Regions from separate parts of the Homo sapiens genome. Here region 1 is linked to region 2. Evidence: chromatin loops called from intact Hi-C (ENCODE). Cell type or tissue: chondrocyte. All regions are shown on one strand. Links, peaks and the distances in the headings refer to the core of each region. The heading gives the core; the rest is flanking DNA. Region 1 overlaps MASP2 (MBL associated serine protease 2). Region 2 holds the start of DISP3 (dispatched RND transporter family member 3).

Region 1 (2,500 bases), core at 1-2,500, 440 kb before region 2:
AAAAAAAAAGAAACTAAAGAAGTCTGTGGTCCGAGGAGCTGTGGAAAAGAGCCTGCACAAGAAGTTTGCAAGGTGGGAAAAGTGTCTCTCTTTTTTTTTTTTTTTTTTTGACCCGCCACAGGACTGTGGATTGCATACCTAGCTATCGTTCCAATGTTATTACTTTTTACCACTGGGATTCCATGACAATTTTGAAGAACATAAAGAGGACGTGTTAATTTCTTACCTGTGCCCCTAAAGCAACACGCTAAGCATTTTTTAAAATTATACTCCTCCCTTAACAGTGACCACTATTTATAACTTTGCAGAATATACTCTTTCCCGGGGCTGTCTACTTTTTTGTGGGCCCAGGAGTTGTTTCATGGAAAGGTCATTTGACCAGGGGGAGAACTTTAATTTGATGCAAGACTGGGCACATGGAACAGGATAGCAAACTCATCTTTCTGTCATTCCAGCCACTTCACAAAGAGCTGCTGTCGTGTGTGACCAACAGAAAAGTTGCCCGTTTTATTTTATTTTATATATTTTTTTGAGACAGAGTCTTGCTCTGTCACCCAGGCTGGAGTGCAGTGGTGTGATTTCGGCTCACCGCAACCTGCGCCTCCCAGGCTCAAGTGATTCTCCTGCCTCAGCCACCCGAGTAGCTGGGATTACAGGCGCCCGCCACCTAATAATTTTTGTATTTTTAGTGGAGACGGGGCTACTACCTCATCTAATTTTTGTATTTTTAGTGGAGACGGGGTTTCACCACGTTGGCCAGGCTGGTCTTGAACTCCTGGCCTCAAGTGATCTGCCTGCCTCTGCCTCCCAAAGTGCTGGGAATACAGGTGTGAGCCACCGCGCCTGGCCAAGTTGCCCATTTTAATCACCAGCTTTCCAAACTAGCTTTAAAACAAAGGGCTCGCTTATGTAAATTTAAAGTTAAGTATAAAGAAAGAAAGAAAAAAGGGCGGGATTCAGAATCACATTTTCCATAGCCATCCTTTTTGTCCTCTGAAAACTTATTTCTTGGCTTTTTATCATTTAAAGATAGACAAAAGAAATCATGCTGACACACGATTTTCTCACTTTCCTTTCACATATCTGCAGATAGAAATATGTTTACATTTCAAAGCAATCGTCATTGATCGTGGTGTACTTTGTTTTAACTCACTTGCAGAAGCTCATAGCCAGTCTCGCAAAAGATGGAGAAGCTGTCTTTCAGGATGTATTTGGCTTGCACAGGTGAAACGTGGCCATTAGGTGGCGCCATCGGATAAGGGCAAGGCTGCGCTGCGCAGAGGAAACCAGGCTTGTTGGTTTTCATGTGGTCTACAGCAGCCAAGACTGAATCGAGCCATCTGAAGTTCTTAGTTTATAAAGAATACTTAACATGTAAAGAGAGCTCACCATACGTGGGGTAGGGTTCTTTAAAACCAAAGGCAAGATTAAACTCTCAGGTGCTTTTGCAAATTAAGGTTTCTTGTTTTCCCTGGGACTGAGCAAAAGGTATGTGAGAAAGCTGGGTTATGTGGGAAGATGGTGCAGTCCCCACAAATAGAACATCTGCTCCATGCCAGGAACTTCAGAGCCATGGCTCAAAACCAAGAGAGAGTGTAACTCCGAGGAAAAGAGCTCAGGGGAGGCTTTGGGACTTGCATGGGACTGGAGCTGTGTTTAAATCCTAGCTCTCCATTTCCCCATGGTTATGTGTAACCTCTCTGAGTCTCAGTTTCTTCATCTGCAAGATGGGGGGCGGTTGACGATAATAGTTGCCCCAGGGCTGTTGTGAAGATCAAATACAAAGCACCTAGGCTAGTTCTTGGCGGAGCTGTAATCAACCCTCACAGCAGCCCCATAGGACAGCTGTTATGGCATGGGGAGAAAAACCGGCTGACAGACTTGAAACTAAAGATCCAGGCTGATTTGGGGAGCCTCAGGCTTCCCCTCATGAGCTGCATTCCACTCTGGCCCCCAAACCCTGGCCTCCACTCACCCCAAGGCTTCAGTGCTCCCCAGCTGCCCCTAAAAACCCACTGGTCAGTTTCGGAGTCCTCTCCTCCCTCCAGCACCTGCTAGCATCCAGTGATCCCTGCCAAGCTGCTGGGGCAGCTGGGTGCACCTGGGTGCCCCTGACCCAGCCTGTGGCCTGGGGAAGCTCTCAGTCCCATGCAGGTCCCAAAGTCTCCCCTTGAGGAATCAATCTCCAGGGACAGCCTTGGTGGACCTGTGGAGGCCCAGGGCTTCTAGCACTTGAGTGTCTGTCACGACGAAGAGGTGGTGGAAGTTCTGGCAGGGCCTCAGAGGGCAGAGCCAGGGCCAGTGGGGGTGGTCCTGAGAGGCAGAGTGTGTAGATCCTGGCTGCAAACTGCTGAAGCTGTGGCTCTGGTGCAACACTCCATGGTCAGAACTCCTTTTTCCCCTGCCCCAACTCATACCCACACTTCAACTTCCACAGCTCCACACCCTGAAGAGTGAAGCCTCTGGGCTTTTGCACATACTCTTCTGCCACCTAGAACTC
Region 2 (16,916 bases), core at 7,925-10,424:
CACTCAGCTGGAGTTAAGGAGGAGTGTGTTTTAGAAATAAACAATTCAGTAAGAAAGGGCAAGCTTCCAGCTGAGGCAGGTACAAGAGAAAGCATGAGAGTGGGAAGAGGAGCTCACCTGGGTTGTGGCATTGGAGGAGACTGGCTGAGCCACAGGTGGGACCCATGAACCTTAGAGACATGAGGCTGCAGCGGGAAACCCTTAGGCCTGGGAACCAGTCAGACCCCAGTTCAAAGGGCTTTGCCATTTACTAGCTGTGTGACCTTGGACTTATGACTTAACCTCACTTTCCAAGATTATTGTGGAGACAAAACAATAATATGGCTGGGCTGGGTGCAGTGGCTCATGCCTGTAATCCCAGCACTTTGGGAGGCCGAGGCAGGTGGATCACTTGAGGTCAGGAGTTCAAGACCAGCCTGGCCAACATGGCGAAACCCCATCTCTACTAGAATTACAAAAATTAGCCAGGTGTGGTGGCGGGTACCTGTAATCCCAGCTACTTGGGAGGCTGAGGCAGGAGAATTGGTTGAACCCAGAAGATGGGGGTTGCAGTAGGCCAAGATCGTGCCATTGCACTCCATCCTCAGTGACAGAGTAAGACTCCATCTCAAAATAATAAAATAATAATAATAATAATAATACAGCTGAGGCCAGGTGTGGTCTCATACCTGTAATCCCAATGTTTTGGAAAGCTGAGGTGGGAGGATTACTTGAGCCCAGGAATTTGAGGTTGCAGTGAGCTATGAAGGCACCACTGTACTCCAGCCTGGACCAAAGAACAAGACTCTGTCTCTAAAAATATAATAATAATAATAATAATGATAACGGCTGACATTCACTGAGCACTTCTTATGTCTGGGCATCGATCTCACAACTTTCCAGGCACCCCCTAACTTCTTAGCACAGCATCGAGATGTAGGCACTTCTATTAGCCCCTTTTACAATGAGGAAATTGATGCACAGAAAGGTTAGGTGACTGTCCAAAGTCACACAGCTAGTAAGCGACGGAGCTGGGATTTGAACCCAGATCATTGGTTTCCAGGGCTTGTGCTCTGAACCTACATGCTCTATATATGATATGAGCAATTTGCACATCACACAAAGGGCACATAGAAAAATGTTGGCTATTACCTTGTAATCTAAATCCTACCAAATATTTGGCAGAGGAAACAACTCCTAGGAAATGAGTCTTCAGGGGCCCCCACGGGCTGGAAGGAATATGTTTTTCCAAGTTATTTAGATCCACAATGAGATGGAGTAGGGCAATCACATTACCTGGGGACAGCTATGTGCTGGTCACACTATACACACAGACTTATTTGATCCTCACAGCTGCTCTTTGAGGCAGGTGTTGTCTCCATTTTACAGGTGAGGAAACAGGCTCAGAGAGTTGAGGCGACTTGGCCAACATCACCCAGCCAGTAAGTGACACAGCTATGAATAGACTGAAGTATGTCTGTCCACAAACTCCATATTCTGAGCCACCTGCTCTGCACGCCCCTTTGATTGGATTGAAAATGATGACAACCACAACATCCTTGGGGACAGGGGAAGTCCTCTGAACTTAGGTCCCACATGTGATGGTCTGGTTCCACTTTCCTGAGTCAGTGGAATGTTGACCATCAGCTGACCCCTGGCTGTGTGTACACACATTGGGAAGTAGAGGTTGAGAAGGAACAGAGAATGAAGCACACTAGGGGTGGGGATGAAATCAGCTTAGAGTTTTAAATAAAAATTAAAAGAAAAAAAGGCGTCTGCCAAACAACACATCCAAGATCAAAAGAGAATGGATGGCACCATCTCTGGTCTTTTTGCCCCATGTGTGATGAAGTGCTACTGTCCCCCAAAGAGCAAAGGAGCAGGAGAGTGTGGGATCGAAGTCAGCTGGGCTATACAAACCCTGACCTCTCTGACCTATATTTTCCTCATCTGTGAAAGAGAGATGATTATTCTCCAAGGGTTGTTATGAAGATTAAAGAAGATGGTACAGGCCTTGTCACACAGTAAGTACTCAGTAAATGTTTACTGTCATCATTATCAAAGCAAGGAATGATTGTAAAGGAAAGAAGGCAGGGAGTTTGGGAGTGTGGGAGAGAGACAGGAAAGAAGACAAGGAGAAGGAAGAGGAGAAGGGGTGGAGAAGGAGGAAAAAGAGGTGGAGGAGGAGGAAAAAGAGAAGGAGGAGGAGGAGTAGAGGAGGAGGACTTGCTGCCAGCCCAGCTCTCCAAGCACAGCCAGCTGTGCTGTCCTGGCCTGGGCTGCTCCCCATGTGGCCATTTAGGCCACTCATGCATTCCTTCTGCATCCTGCTGCCAGATGTGGCCCTAGATGCCAGCAAGAACAGCTGTCCTTTGTCGTGCCCAGCTGCAAAATGAGAATGCAGGGATGTTGGGAAGGGCGCAGAGGCTTGGAGGGGTGGCCAAAAGGACAGTACTGTCAGGAGGAAACCACACCACCATGCTCACCCGCCCTGGGCCTCAGTCTCCCCATTTGTGAAATGATAGGCTAGGCGATGACTTGGCATTTTGTGCCAGGTGATGCCAATCCCACGGTGTGTTTACAGCTAGTGGCCCTGGCCCCTGCATCTTGTCCTGGAAGTATGGGCATGACTCGGCCCTCCTGGGTCCTGGAAACTACCCTGCCAGTTTGCAGGATGGCATGACTCTGCTGGTTTCCAGGGAAGAATCTCATCAAATGAAGCCATTCTCAAGTTGGAATGTGAGCTCTGCCTTAGAAAGTTTCCCTTGGTAGATTGGGCTCAGAGAGAGGCTGTGACTTCCCTAAGGATGAACAGGGAGATGAGTTTAGTTGTGATTAGACTTAGGGTGAGACCTCAGTGCCACAGTAGGGAGTGCTGAGAGTGGGCACCCAACAGGGACTTAGTTCCATGGAGAGCAGAAGAGTAGAGCAGATAAACAGTATCTACCGCATCAGCAACGTTGGGTTCAAATCCTCTCCATTACTGTGACCCTCACCATGTCTTTCAACCTCTCTGACCCTCAGTTTTTCCAACTGTAAAATGGGAAGAATAATGTCATATAGAACTTGGGCTATAGTCAAACTGCCTGGGTGGGTTTGACTGGGTTGCTACCTGCTGTAGCAACTTACTACTCTCTGTACCTCAATTTCCTCATTTGGAAATGAGGATGATAAGAGGACTTGCTTCATGGGGTGGTTGTGAGTTTGAAGGAAATAATACATACATAGGATCTGGCAATCAAGAAATGGCAGCCATTAATGATTATTGTTGCTGATGTTGTTAGTAGCATCCCTTGCTGCATAAAAAAGTATTTTAACTGCCAGGACACTGATGATCTGCCTACCAGCCCTACATGTCAGTTCAGGGGTCCTGGCACTGAACAGGCTCCACCCTGCCTACACTGAAAGTGCCGGAATAGGAGCTGGCACTGAGGCAGCCCATCAGAGCTGCACAGATTCCTGACTGGGACGATGCCAGAAAAGCTCTTTCTTGCTGTCACTGCTGAGGCTCAGATGGGATTTGGTGGCCAGGGTTAAAGCTGACCTGGCTCCTGGCACCAGTGGGCCAGCCAGGCTGACTGGGGTGGTCAAAGGCACTGGGCAACTTGTGCCGGGAAACCAAAGCCAGAGAGACAGAGGAGCAGGGCAGAGTGGGGAGGTGGGGCTGGGATTCTGTGCTGAGTCACGAAGAGCCCGTACACAGGTAGGTGCACCAGGAACCTTAGATATTCCTAGGAGGGGGCACAGAGGAAGACCCCTACCCTCTGAAGGTTTAAGCAACCCCACTGGGCACTCAAAAGTCAGGTGTGTCCTGGTGTGGTGGCTCATGACTGTACTCCTAGCACTTTGGGAGGCCAAGGTCTCTAAAACTCTGTCTCTAAAAATATAATAATAATAATAATAATGGCTGACATTTACTGAGCACTTCTTATGTCTGGGCATCAATCTTTGGAAGGCCGAGGTGGAACATTGCTTGAGCCCAGGAGTTTGAGACCAGCCTGGGCAACATGGCAAAACCCCATCTCTACGGAAGAAAAAATTAGTTGGGCATGGTGGCCCATGCCTGTAGCCCTAGCTACTCAGGAGGCTGAGAAAATTACCTAAGCCCAGGAAGATCGAGGCTGCTGTGAGTCGTGATCACACCACTGCACCCCAGCCTGGGTGACAGAGAGAGACCTCATAAAAAAAAAAAGCCAGTTGTAACTGCTATTCTTGAACCTGGACCTGCTCAACATCACTCACCCTGAACATCATACTGCCTCCGAGTACTCAACTCGGTGGCTGAGTTCTTGCCCCTCATCCCTTCGCCCTCATCTCCACCCCAGCTGCCAGCAGCCACTGTCCATGGTTCTGAAACACCCCAGGGACAAGGCCTGTGCTGGGACTTCTACTCAGCCTTTCCCAGGAGTTCTGAACAAGATGATGACTTTTATTTTCTGTTTTGATAAAAGATATGTGGTTTCTTTTACCACCGCAGAACCAACAAATGTGTGACTGTGGCTTAACTATTTATGTGCCTGCCTTCACACACTTTTGGCGGTTCCATCACATTGACCACTGCTCCCGTTTACCTCCTTGGAAAATCGGGGATTGCATATTCCCTGTGGCCTCCTACCCAGTCTGAACTCATTCTGTCTTCCCATATTCTCCTGGAAGATCACAGTCAGAGGGGCCCTGGAGCACATCTAGCTCATGTACTCATCTGTCAAATAGAAACAAGAGGCCAAAGATGGAAGGTCACCAAGACCACAGAGCATGTTAGAGCAAATCTAGGGTCAGCATCCTGGCCTCCTAACTGCCCATCTGCCTTGTTCCCCATCACCCTATACTTCTCTGGGGGTCAGGAGATCTCCTTCTGGAGCTTTTTCTGGATCAAACACAAGCACAGCCATTTATTCCAGCCCACTCTGTACCATTCACTGTACTGCTATGTGCCCCTGCAAAGCATGTCCCTTAATCCTCCTCCATGGGAAGGGGTGGCCACTGCCCCCAGCTTACAGGTCAGGACATGAGCTCAGAGATGCAAAGGGCTTCTCCAGAAACCACAAAGCTGGTATGTGACTGAGCTGGGATTAAAACTAGAACTTTTTGGGTATTTATGACCTCCTTTCAGGCCGGTTCTATCAATAAGAACCCTCAGGGTATCCACGTAAAACCCTCAACCTGGAGGTTATAATCTCTCCCCAACAATGGGACTGTCTTTGGCTAATGTCACACTGTCCAGATCTTTGGCAGGATCCTGCTCTTCCCTGCCAATGCCTTGGCTCTGCTATGCTAATAGCCCCTCGGGTCTAACCCCTCCAGTGACTTTTCCTCTTGAAGAACTCAGCAATATTTAGTCTTCTCCAGATGTTGGGGTCAGAGCAAAGACCCCTAGAAATGTGGATGGGGGACAAGGGGGCCGTCTTGTTGGAAGAGGATTATGCGACAGCGTGAATATTGATGAAGCTGTAATTGGCTCCCTCTCTCAGAGCCTGGGTGTCTGCAGGCCCAGGCGCTGGGGCTAATTGTTGCAGGCAATTAATAACTTGGATTGTACTCACTCTGGCACAGGATGCCTGCTCTCTTGGAGGAGGCAGGCAAGGCTGAGAAAGGAGTGCTAGGCCTGGCTGTTTGCAGAATTCTGGGGGAGGCAGGAGGGGAGAGCTGCCATCTGTCCAGCCTCCCCCAGGCCGTGTCTGCAATACCCCTGCCCTAAGCCTAGCCCTGTCAGCCTTCCTCAGGCCCTTCTTCAGAGCTCTCTCTGTTCTCTTTAATTATGAGACCCTCTAATGTTTTCCCCAACCATAAGCTCATGCTCATCTCCTGAACAGAGCTTCAGGGAGGAAGGCGCTGGGGAGAGGAAGGATGGTGTTTCTGGAAGCTGGGAGAACTGGAGTCCAACCCAAGCTCTTCCACTAAGTTTCTATGTGACTTGGAGTCAGAAATTCATTCACCAGGAACTTGGGCAAGCTCCTTGAGTTTTTTTGTGTCTATTATGTCACATGAAGTGCAATCAACCCTGAAAATAATGGAAACAGGGATTAATCATCCTATTATCACTTCCTATATATAGTTATAACTATATCTAGAACTAATTATCAAATGGCTACCTATAAATCTGTGTTCTACTTTAGCTGAAGAGACTATTAAGCAGGAATATTTTTGGCAGTGGTCATTATGACTCCCACTTTGCAGATGAGGAAACTAAGTCTCAGAGAAATGCAGTGACTTGCCCAAGGTCATACTAATAAAAGACACACATAAAAATCAAACCCAGTTTCCTAAATCTAGAGCTCTTTCCAGCATACCCCAGCCTACCTGACTCTGCCCAGTGGCTTCCTGGAGAAGGTGAGATTGGGGCTGGGGGCCAAGAGCGCCAAAGTCAATGCCTTAGCAGATTGAAGAGGGGATTACTTATAAATCCATTTATTCTATTCCCTGGTGCTGGGACAGTGCCTTAATACCATATTTTAAAAGATAAACACTCCCAACCCTCCCCATATGCTCAACCCTCAGCTGCTCACCCATCTGGTGGGAGGACTTGATTTGCATACAACCCCCCTTCACGGGGCGGTGTGGAGGGGTGTCACAAAAAGTGAGATGTGTTATGGTCAGCACTTGCCAAGTAAGCGGTAACAATATGATGAAGAAACTGCTAATGTGTATTTAGTGCTTAATGTGTGCCACAAACTGTGCTAAATGCAATTTTTGCACAGAGATGATCTCATTTATAACTATAACCACTGCAATGAGACAGATATTCTTACCATCCCCACTTTATAGATGAGACAACTGGGGCTCAGCAAGGTGAAGTGACTTTCCCAAGGTCACGCAGCTGGTAAGGGGCAGAACAGAAATATGGCTTTACTGGGAGAGGTAGAATCAGAAGCTCAGCTCAGAGGCTCTGCTTCAGACCTAGTTGGAGAGAAAATAGAAGTAGAAATAAAGGGATAGGAAGAGAGGACAAAGCAGCCCTTTATAGCTCATATCCCTTGCAAAGAAGGCTTTTCAATTAGTTGTGAAGACAGAGTATAAGGGGAGCAGCTTATCGGCACCATGAGGCATTTAAATCAGACCCAGGAAGAACTTCCACCAGACAGCACTGGAACAAGGAGCCAGAGGGGACACAGAATCTTAATCTCTGCAGCCTTTCAGCTGGGTGGATCATTATCCACCAGAGTCATCTTTACTACTCACCTGGAGGTACAGGAGGCTTCAGGGAAGTACCCTGTGGCTGGGCAGGGATGTGTGAGGCCAGCATCCCCAGGCCCCTGTAGTAAACACGCTTCCTGCAAGCAGGCGCGGGCAGGGGAAGGGGAGGAAACCTGGGGATGAACCCCAGGAGGAGGATTCTCATGACTTTCCACACCTGCACCAGCTCCACTGCCACCACCGGTTCCCCTTTATGGCAGGCATATTTCAAAGGCCTGGTTCCATTTGCATTTTTAAAACCTCACTGATGGCCTGGGAAAATTGCATCCTTCCAGTGTTCCTGGATACCACACCGTGCACCTCCTCTCCCCCTCCACAGGCCTCTGCCTCTGCACCCTCCCTTCATAGAAAATCCCCCACCAAGGGCAGAGCAAGCCCAGCCCCACTGGAGATCCTCTGGAAGTCTCCAGAGGCCAGAGAGGGTTCTGAGGAGGGTGTGGCCAAGGTGGCCACAGCTATGGCCAGCTAGGCAACATGAAGCAGGACCCCTTTGAAGGTGGTGAGAATTTCATCAAGGACCTATATCAAACCCACTAAATCTATTTCCCAGCAGAGTGGCAGCTGTATCCCCAGGCATGGACTGAGGGTGGCACAGCACCATGGGGCACACCAATGGGATGGCCGGTGGATTTGTCAGACTGAGAGGAACAGTGCTGGAGCCTTGGAGAACTTTGAGGAGGCTCCTAGAAGCAGCCTTAAAACAAACGGAAAATAATCAAGCCATTCTCCCAGCCAAGAAAACCCTTTGCTCTCAGCTGGGCTTGGGAACACACTTTGTGTCTCTCTATTGCTCCCTTAAAAACAAATCTTTTCCTTGTTCTCCCTCCTCCCACCCTCTCACATGGCTCCTCATTCTCTGCCCTCCCTCTAGGATATGGCAAATGGGACTAGAAGTTTGCAGGGTGGTGCCAAGTCTGGTCCTCTGTACTCATATCAGATTTGGCCTCTGGTCCTGGGACAGCAATTTTCACACCCTCTACTTCTCGGGAGAGATCTCCTGTCTCTTTCTCCCCTTACAGCTCACAGTGGCACCCTTCACCCCAGGAACTGCCCCCAACTCTAATGTCTTTAAGGCCAGATGGAGCCATTGGGAGTCTTCTGACAGACTTGGCCAACCTGGCAATGGCTCTCTTGAGACCTTGAGCACATGGGGAGTGAGTGCCAGGGCAGGGACACTGGCTCAGGCCATTTGCTTCTGCATAGATAAGCTCTCAGGGCACCCAGAGTCATAAATACCAATGCGTCTAGTTGACAGCCAGTCAGTGGGTACAGCTTCCAGCCAGGGACTGTACAGCAGAGAGACAGAGCAGGAGCAGCAGGTGAACAGCACAGGAGATCCACTCAGCACCCTGACATTTAGAGGTGCGTCTCACCCAGTTTTCCTCTTTTAAAAATAAGGGCTGGGGATGGGGAGGGGCTGCTGTGGGTTCAGCATCAGTGTGTTGGCTGGCCGGGTTTGTTATATTTCATTCATAACTCTCCCATATTCTTCTCTCTCCCATAAGCCGGAAACCTCCTGAAGGCAAGGATTGTGTCTCACCATTGCCCTATCTTCCCAGGTCCTTGGTCGGCACACACCCAGGACAAATGACAAGCTCATGGCTCACCCTCACACAGCATGGCAATGGCCTCCCTCCTTTCTGGCTTCCGTCACTGACATCCCTCCACCCTGCAGCTGGGGGCTGGCAGCTGGCCCCCTTTTGAGGGGTCCCACTTCACTCTCCCTGGGCAACACCAATGCCAATGCTCTCTGAGCCCTGATGGAGAGAAATGGGCCAGGGTACTGGCCTGCCCCCCTCCCCCAGGCTCTTTCTCCTTGTGGCCCTTTGGCTAGGGGTGTCAGGCAGGTCATGTGCTAGAGCTGGAGGGATGCCCGGTCCCAGGGGCTGGTATGGCTCCGGGTTCTGGTGCCAGAGGGGTAAATGAAGAACAAACGAGGAAGGGACGGCGCCAGGAGCCTGGGCTTGGCAGCTCCCTCCGGAGGGCGCCCGGGGATGCCCGCGAGTGTCCAGGAGGCTGGTGACCTGCCAAGGCTGGGCGGGCTGGCTGGAGAGGAGCGGGAGCGCGGGCCCGGGAGAGACTTGGGTATCAGGAAACTCGGAGGCGGGGCTGGGGGGTGGTGCCTGGCCCGGACCGTCTGCAGGGGCGGGGACCGACCCCCAGGGGTCGCTGCGCCTTGCGCTTCCCCCGCCCGCGGGCGCCAGGGCCGGGCTGAACCACCGCGCGGATCGGCAGGGGGAGCGGCGGCGAAGACAGCGCCAGACAGCGGGTCCCAGAGACCGCAGCGCGCGGCGTGGCGCAGGGTCTCGCCGGCCACTGATTCAAGGCGCGGCGGCGCGGAGCCCGAGAGGCGCCAGGGATTGGGCGGCAGCGCGGCTCCGGAGCCTGGCTCGGACACCCCCGCGACCCGTGGTAGGAGCCCGGACCCAAACAAAGGCGGGCGGCGAATAAAAGGCGGCGGCGGAGCGGAGTGCTCGGGTTGCGAGCTGAGGACTGGGATTCGCGCGCAGCTTCCCGCGGTCTGCTTGCCCTGGAGCGGAGGGGGAGCCCCAGCCTCCTGCGGCTCCGAGAAGCTTCCCCCTGCGACTTCCGCGAGGAGACGAGTCTGCGCAGCGTGGTGGCCGCCGCCCCCCGACCCTCTGCGCACTCTCTCCCGCGCCGGCGGCTCAGCCTAGCCCCGTTCGGCCGGCCGAGGTGAGTGCACGGCCGCGGGGCGCCATCCGGGCTTGGTCTCGGGGCTGGGGGATGCATTGCTAGGAGGAGGGGGAAGTCCTCCGCGCCGTCCGCACCCCGACCTGCTTGGCGCCGCGCGCGAAGTTCTCTCGCTCTCCAGCCAGCCCGGGATGCGGGCCTCGGAGCCCCCCGGGAAAGACGGTCAGGGGTGGACAGAACCCAAGCTTGCCCTCTACGACCGGGCCCCAGCTCCGCACCATCTCCCCGCGGGACTGCAGCATTCTTGGTCGGCCAAGGGGAGTTGGATGTTGGATGTCCAGGAACGGCAAGGCTTCCGACCTCTGGCCCCTGCTTGTCCCCTCTGAGGGATATCTGGGTCCATAAAAGTTGAGCGTCAGTCTGAAGCCGCCCTTGGATCGGGCTCTCGCCCATGCTAGAGCGGAGGGAGGGGACAGAGTAAGGCTAATGACCCCCTCCACCCACTCCCTACCTAGCGTACTCGTGCTCTCGGAGGGACATTTCCCCGATTAACCTGGCTGCAGGTCCGGCCGGGGAGGGCGCGTGGGGGCTTGGGGCGGGCCGGGCCAGCGATGGATCCGCGCGCGCGAGGGTCCCCAGGCTCTGCCGAGAACGCGAACGAGGGTGGAGGTGGAGTGGGCAGCCGGGCAGTGGCGGCGCTGAGGGTCGGGAAAGATTCCCAGCGCAAGGGGCGCCAAGTCCCGGGAGCCAACCCCACCGCCGGGAGAACTTTTCCCAACTCCCTGGGGAGGCCGGCAGCAGGGCTGGGAAGGCGCCTCCTTGGGGGCTTCTCTTCTCGGCCTCTGCTCCACGGCCGGCGCCAGCTTCCCGCTGTCCCCCACTCACTGCGAGACTGCGCGCAGGTCTCCGTCAGCCCACTCCCCGGGTCAGCACCGCGGACAGCGCCTCGCGGCCGCCCTAGAAACTCAGAAGCCCGCGCACACCCACAGTCCACGCGCACACTCACACCCATCCATGCGCACACACATATCTACAGACCACTGGAAAACAGTCCACACACATACACTCGCGCAAGTACACACCCACCCACAATCCTCAGGCGCACACAATCCACGCAGACCCACGGTTCACACGCACGTGGGCGGACAGATCTCACAAGCACACACGTTCGTGGACCTGGGCAGCATCTTCGCCCCCGCTCTGCACTCGAGGTTGCTGTCTCCGGACTCACTGACTAAGCCCCAGATTCCAGAGCCCACCACCTGGTGTTCTCACCGATGCCCAGTGACTCACAAAGCCACTCAGACTCCCAAGCACAGACACACTTCCACCCCCAGCGCGCGCGTGCACACACACACACACACACACACACACACACACACACTGTCCTGCTCCTATGGGCGAAGCATGGGGATTTAGAGCAAACACCCCCTCCCCACCTCCTACTACTACACCTGCCAGGGGACCAGGGGATCTTCTGGAGGGAGGGAGGAGGCTGTGGCTCGGTGGAAGCTCCAGGCAGAAGCCCAGCCTGGACAGGTGCCTTACAGAATCTCCATTTTCAGCCCAGGGTCCATTTTGCTTGGCTCTCTACCTCAATACTCACTCCTCTTTCTCTAACCTTAGTCCAGACACACACATGTACAATCAGGGTCCGCATTCTTTGCTTGTACCCTCTGTTTCCCTGCTCTGTTCCCTCCCCCAGGTTTCTCTCTCTCTCTCTCTCTCTCTCTCACACACATACACACACACACACGCACATGCACCCTCTTTTTTTGGTCTTTCCAGTCATCCTTCCCCACTGTCTTCACTTCTCTCCCCAACTTTCCTTAGGCTGGGTCTGACCCAGTCTTTGCTGGGATGTGGGCACAGCTGACCCTTAGGGGGAGCTGACTCCATTCTCTCAGACTTGCCTTCTTCACTGCAGGTTCCATGTCCCCGTTACTCTCTCTTTGGAAATCTGACGACCCTCCACCGTGGCCTCAGCAGCTTCTGTTCCCCTCCCCAGGAAGTTTTCTAGGGCCAGATGCCACAGAGCCCCAGTGATCTCTCCAAGGGGCCAAGAACTTTGGGTGAAGCATTCTGGAACCCCCCTCGAGATCTGGCTAGCCATGAGATCTGGTAGCCATGACCTGGCTTGCCCTTTGACACCTCTCCTGCTGTTGTCCTTCAAATCCAGAAACTGGGTTGAAAGAAGAGTAGTCCCAGCATGGTGTGGTGGAAGGAGCACTGGACTGGAAGTGAGGGGACCTGGATCCTAGTCCGAGCTTAACCACAGACTCCCAGTTTGCCCTTGGGCAAACTACTTCCCTTCTCTGAGCTTCAGGTTTCCCGTCTGTTAAAGGACTGCCTGAGGTGACCTGTAGGGTCACTTTCTGGCCCTAATAATCTGGAACATTGACTCTCTAGTGAGTCTCTTGAGTGTGGGTGGGATTGAAAATTGTGATTCTAACCCCAAAGATTACCCTACCTTTCCCCTTCCTTAGAGCACCCACCACTAGTGAAGTCATCCTGTTCCCTGAGTGAGGGATGTTTAGATGATTTCCTTAATAGGACCAGAGATGTCAAGTAATTTTCTTGAGGTCATACTGCTGAAGTGCAATCTTCATTGGGGCAGGCATTACTTCTACTGTCTATATATCCTCTGCATATACCACTGGTTCTGCTGGTAGATGTGTGGTGAATGAATGAATGAATGGACAAATGAATGAATAGAAGATTTAAACCTGGATCTCATGATCGCCAGGTCCTTGGATGGTTTAAGCCCCTTTCTCTGCTAGTATAGACATACTTCCCTCGTCTCCCCATCCTCCCCATCCCCTATTCCCCTAGTCCTCAAAGGCGGTGGATGGAATTGTCTGAGTTAAGGTCCTTCCTCCCAAGTGGCAGACACTGGGCTGGTTGTAAATGGCCACAGAGAAGGGAACAGCTGAGAGCAGCTTTAGAGGTCCTGCCCAGTGAGTAGGGGCTTTGCAATCAGCCTCATGTCCTTGGACCCAAGCAAGTAGACTGCCCATGGGCAGTTGGTTGCTGGCCAGGCTCTGATGCCAAGAGGGAAGATGGCCATCACCACCATGTGGCTAAGCAGCCTCTTTTCATAGCCCTATGAGCTGGGGATGGCAAAAATAGCCTTCACAGATGAGCCAAATGAGATGCTGAGCAAGGAGGTGGTGTCCCTAAGGGCCATCAGTCAGCCCACTGCCAGCAATAAAAGTAGGCACCCCAAAATGGTGGGGTGGTAGTAGTGATGGTTGACAATAACAATACTATAGGTGTTGATAATGATGTTAGCATTGTTAAAATCGAGAGCTCAGTGATTAGCCTTTTTGGTTCCCTTCCCCCTCTTTGAAATGGTTTCCCCACCTGAACCCCTCTTATACTCCTCCCCACACCCAAATGTGGAGAAACGGAGGGCTGGGACAGTGAGGCAGGGGTGTGGGATTGTCCATCAGTCCTAGCCAAGGAAGAGGGCTTGTCGTTTGAAATCGTCTTCTTCTCTGTCTGCCCTCCCCCTACCCAAGCATGGTGTCTTGCCAAAGGAGCTGGGAGAGGTGTCAAAGTCTGTCAAAACACCCTTCCAAGCTAGATTCCAAAGCATCGAAGCCCAGGGAAAATAAATAAAGAGAGCAGTGTCGGCCCAAAATAGAAACATGCTCCAACTCACAAATATGTATGTTTTCCAAAAGTCGCATTTCACGGGCAGACAGTGCGGCTCACGCTGCAGCTGCCCAACAAAGGCCGGAGGCATGGATGCTGCGGGACCAGTCCAGGGATGGCGGCAGAGCCTCCCCCAGTGAGCTCACTCTCTGCCTGGCCGCTGGGAGACCAGACAGCCGCACTCCACTCTGCACCAGCTGGAAGGTACACGGGCGGGAGGATTGAGAGGAATATGTGTCTGTGTGTTGTCAAAGCTCTTTGGAAACGGGCACCAGACATGGCTGATGGCCTCAGGTCCTCCGCCTTATGATGGGAGGCTGGTGATAACAATACCAACCAATCATAGCTGCCATGTGTTAAATACCTACTATGTGCCAGGTGCTAAGCATTTACATGGACTGTCTCACTTAAGCCTTGCCACCATCTCATGTCACATGAATTGTCATCCTCACTTAATGTGTGGGAAAAACAAAGTTCAGAGAAGTGAAGAGACTTGCCCAAGGTCACACAGCGAGAAGAGGCCAAGCTGGGATCAGATTTTGATCTGAATGAAGCAAAAACCCCCATTTTGCCAAGTACCCTGTATTGTTTTGGTTACTGTCATTCAATAAATATTTTCTTGTCGAGAAACCTGTTTATATGATGGGTTTCAAAAGAATGTAAATTCCTCTGCCAGACAGGCCAGAAGTGAAGGGCGGTACCCTCACCTGCGTTCATCAGTCAGTGGCCTGGGCTGGGTACTCAAGGCTTCTGAGCCATGGCTGGGCCGGAGCTGAGTCCCCGTGAGAGTCTGGAATGGGACTCAAGCTGTGAACCTTGGAGTGTGAAAGACAACTTAACTCTGTAAGAGGTCAAGGATATGAGAAGCCTCTGCAGATGGGGAAGTTACTTCAGAGAGGGCAAGTGAGTTGCCCAGCATCACACAGCATGTTGGTAGCAGAGCCTGAGTCTCAGAATCCCAGGCCAGGGATCTTCCCAGGCAGCCGGACTGGCTTCCTTGGGTGTGTGGGAATTGTCCAAACCACACCAGGGAAGGGGACCTAACTGATGCAGCCAGTAAACCTAACAACTTCCTTCCAAGTGCAGAGGTGAAATGCTGCTTGCTGTCATCGCTCCAGTCCTCTCCGCTGCACCCCCTCTGACATTAGCCAAATGCCAGGCAGTGTGCTAAATGCTTCCTGGACCTTAACTGATGTAATCCCCATAACCACTCAAGAGGGAGGTGCTCTGATTCCATTTCACAATGGAAAGGCCTGAGGCTAGAGAGGTCAAGTCACCCGCTCAAGGTCACACTGCTGGTGAGGAGGCAGGTGGAGCCCAGCAGAGCCCCGCTGGCTGGTTCTCTCTGGGGGAGAAGAAGGTGAAGGTTTGGAACTAATGCCAAGGGGGCGGAGGAGCTGATGGGCAGCGGCAGGCTATTTATATTACACCTCCAGGCTGGTCACGCTTGCTGGCATGTGTACCAGCAGAGGCTGTGTGTCTGCCAAAACCTGGAAGGAAGAACCCGGTGCAGCATCCTGGGGCCATCCCCTGAGGGCATTAGTGAAGTGTAAGGTCTGGGTATGTTTCTCCCTGAACTCAGGGGAGAGAAGATGCTGGAGAGGGTCTCGTCTGCAGAACTCCCGGCATGCCCTTGATCTTGGCAATTTACTTCCTCCCATCCGTTCCTCCCTCTGAGCAAACCAGATGGGGAACCTGCCAGTTTGGAAAAGGCTGTTGGGTGGCAGGTTATGGTGTTTCTGTATACAGTGAGCTTGACCTGGGAACAAGGGGGTGGTAAGGACAGTGGGAAGGATTGGCATGGATTTAGATTCTAGCAGGTACCATTTACAGGGGCACTTCTTGGAACCACAGAGTGATGTCCTGGGAGATAGTGTCCAGGGACCTCAACCTCCTTTGCCAGAAAAGGCCTTCTCCATTATTTCCCATCTCACAAGCATCTGCCTGAGTAGTCCTACTGTGTGCCAGGTGTGGGCTTGTAGAAGTGTTAGGTTGGTGCAAAAGTATAATTGTGATTTTTGCCATTGAAAGTAATGGCAAAACCCCCAATTCCTTTTGCACCAACCTAATGGAAAGGTCTCTGTCTCTGTCCCTGTAGAGCTCATCAGAGTCCCCATTCCCACCCCCCAGGACCTCTAGCTGAAGGAGCAGAGGTGATAGATGATTAATGGTGTCTCAGCCAGGCCCCCCACCACAGTAGAAGAGGGACCCAGCTGTCCCCTGGGGCTGAGACGGCATGATCCAGTCAAGTGGTCTCTCCAGGGTCAGGAGGAAGGTTTCCTGTAGGTGTTGCCCCCAGTGCAACTAGACTGTCCATGAGCTTGATGTCTTGGTAGGAGGAGGGTGCAGTGGAGAAGGCTCACTCCGCCCAGCCATCTGCTCGGGGCATCCAGCACATACACTGGCACCTGGATGATGTGTCCTTTGCCAAGCCTTGTTAATAGAGGAGACGTGACTGCCAGCTGGAAGCCACTCCTGTCGTGAAGGAGGATGTGGTGATCTTGTCTCTGGGGAAGGCAGCTTCAACGGGGGTCAGGGTGGGGAAGGTTGTGGCAAATTGGTGTTCCTGGGAGGTTTGGGAAAAGTATGTGTCCCCCACACCCTGCAACTGCATTGACCTTTGCACTGTCCTGGGAGATCTCTCTGTTCTTCGTTGGGGAGCTCTGCAGGGCAATCACCCTGATGATAATGATCATGATAATAACAGTCAACATATTTTGAATGTTTACTACCTGCCGGGCCCTGGCTTAGAACTTTACAGATATGATCTCATTTCATCCTCATACCTGCTCAGCAAGGGGGATAGCACTGTTATCTCCATGTTAAGGATGAGAAATGTGAAGTGCAGAGAGTCTAAGCAGCTTACTAATAAGCAGTGGAGATGGGACCCAGCTGCCATGCGCACAAGGACTGAGCCCCACACTCTGGCCTTTACTTTCACTTGATTTGGGCCTTTGAGGATGAGTATGATTGAAGCCAAAGTACCTTATGAGTCCTTCAGTAATCTGGGTAATTGTGCATAGGGACTCGGGCTCTGTGTTCTGATGGATAGGGTGATGTGGGCTGACCATTTGCTTCTCGACTGCTAAGCCACCGAACAGATCACTTTTTGAATGTCCAGATGTGGGCAGCATCTGGCAGAGTGGCAGGACGTTGCTGGCTTTCATCCAGATGTTTCCCCCTTTTCCTTCCATGTAGACACAGCTGAGACTTGCACCCCTCTGGACATGATCGTGTGTGGGGACGCCCAGGTTGAAAAGTATTTGTTGGTTTTAAGGCATCATCTTGTGACTTCACAAAGGCAGGATGTTGGTTTTTGTTCCTCCCTGCAATCCAGGCCTGGGAGACATTAGAGAGGAATCAGGCTTTGGAGAAGTGTCAGCAGCCGGAAGAGAACCCCCGCCCCCTTCCCTTCTTTAGCCGGGGAAGCTGGG

What was found. Hi-C counts contacts between places; a loop is a spot of excess contacts. Peaks named below come from ENCODE experiments on the same cell type or tissue, not always from the same donor. Only the 100,000 strongest peaks of a DNase experiment are listed, where the experiment ranks them.
Region 1: it touches region 2 in a loop (2.8-fold over the local background); 2 of 110 quality-filtered maps call a loop at or near these places.

What each region holds. Positions count from the first base shown.
Region 1 is chr1:11,036,540-11,039,039 of GRCh38, forward strand. MASP2 (MBL associated serine protease 2) reads right to left here. Exons shown (of 11, transcript NM_006610.4): 7 at 1,154-1,272. Among named protein-coding and RNA genes, the nearest start is that of MASP2, 9.4 kb to the right of the region's middle. In chondrocyte, for the core only: CTCF peaks have their summits at 1,233 (motif pointing right) and 1,448; no DNase peak of the experiment used is centred there.
Region 2 is chr1:11,469,506-11,486,421 of GRCh38, forward strand. DISP3 (dispatched RND transporter family member 3) reads left to right here and starts at 9,650. Exons shown (of 21, transcript NM_020780.2): 1 at 9,650-9,867. RefSeq lists a silencer at 9,237-9,556 and an enhancer at 10,201-10,802. In chondrocyte, for the core only: CTCF peaks have their summits at 9,338 (motif pointing right) and 9,539; no DNase peak of the experiment used is centred there.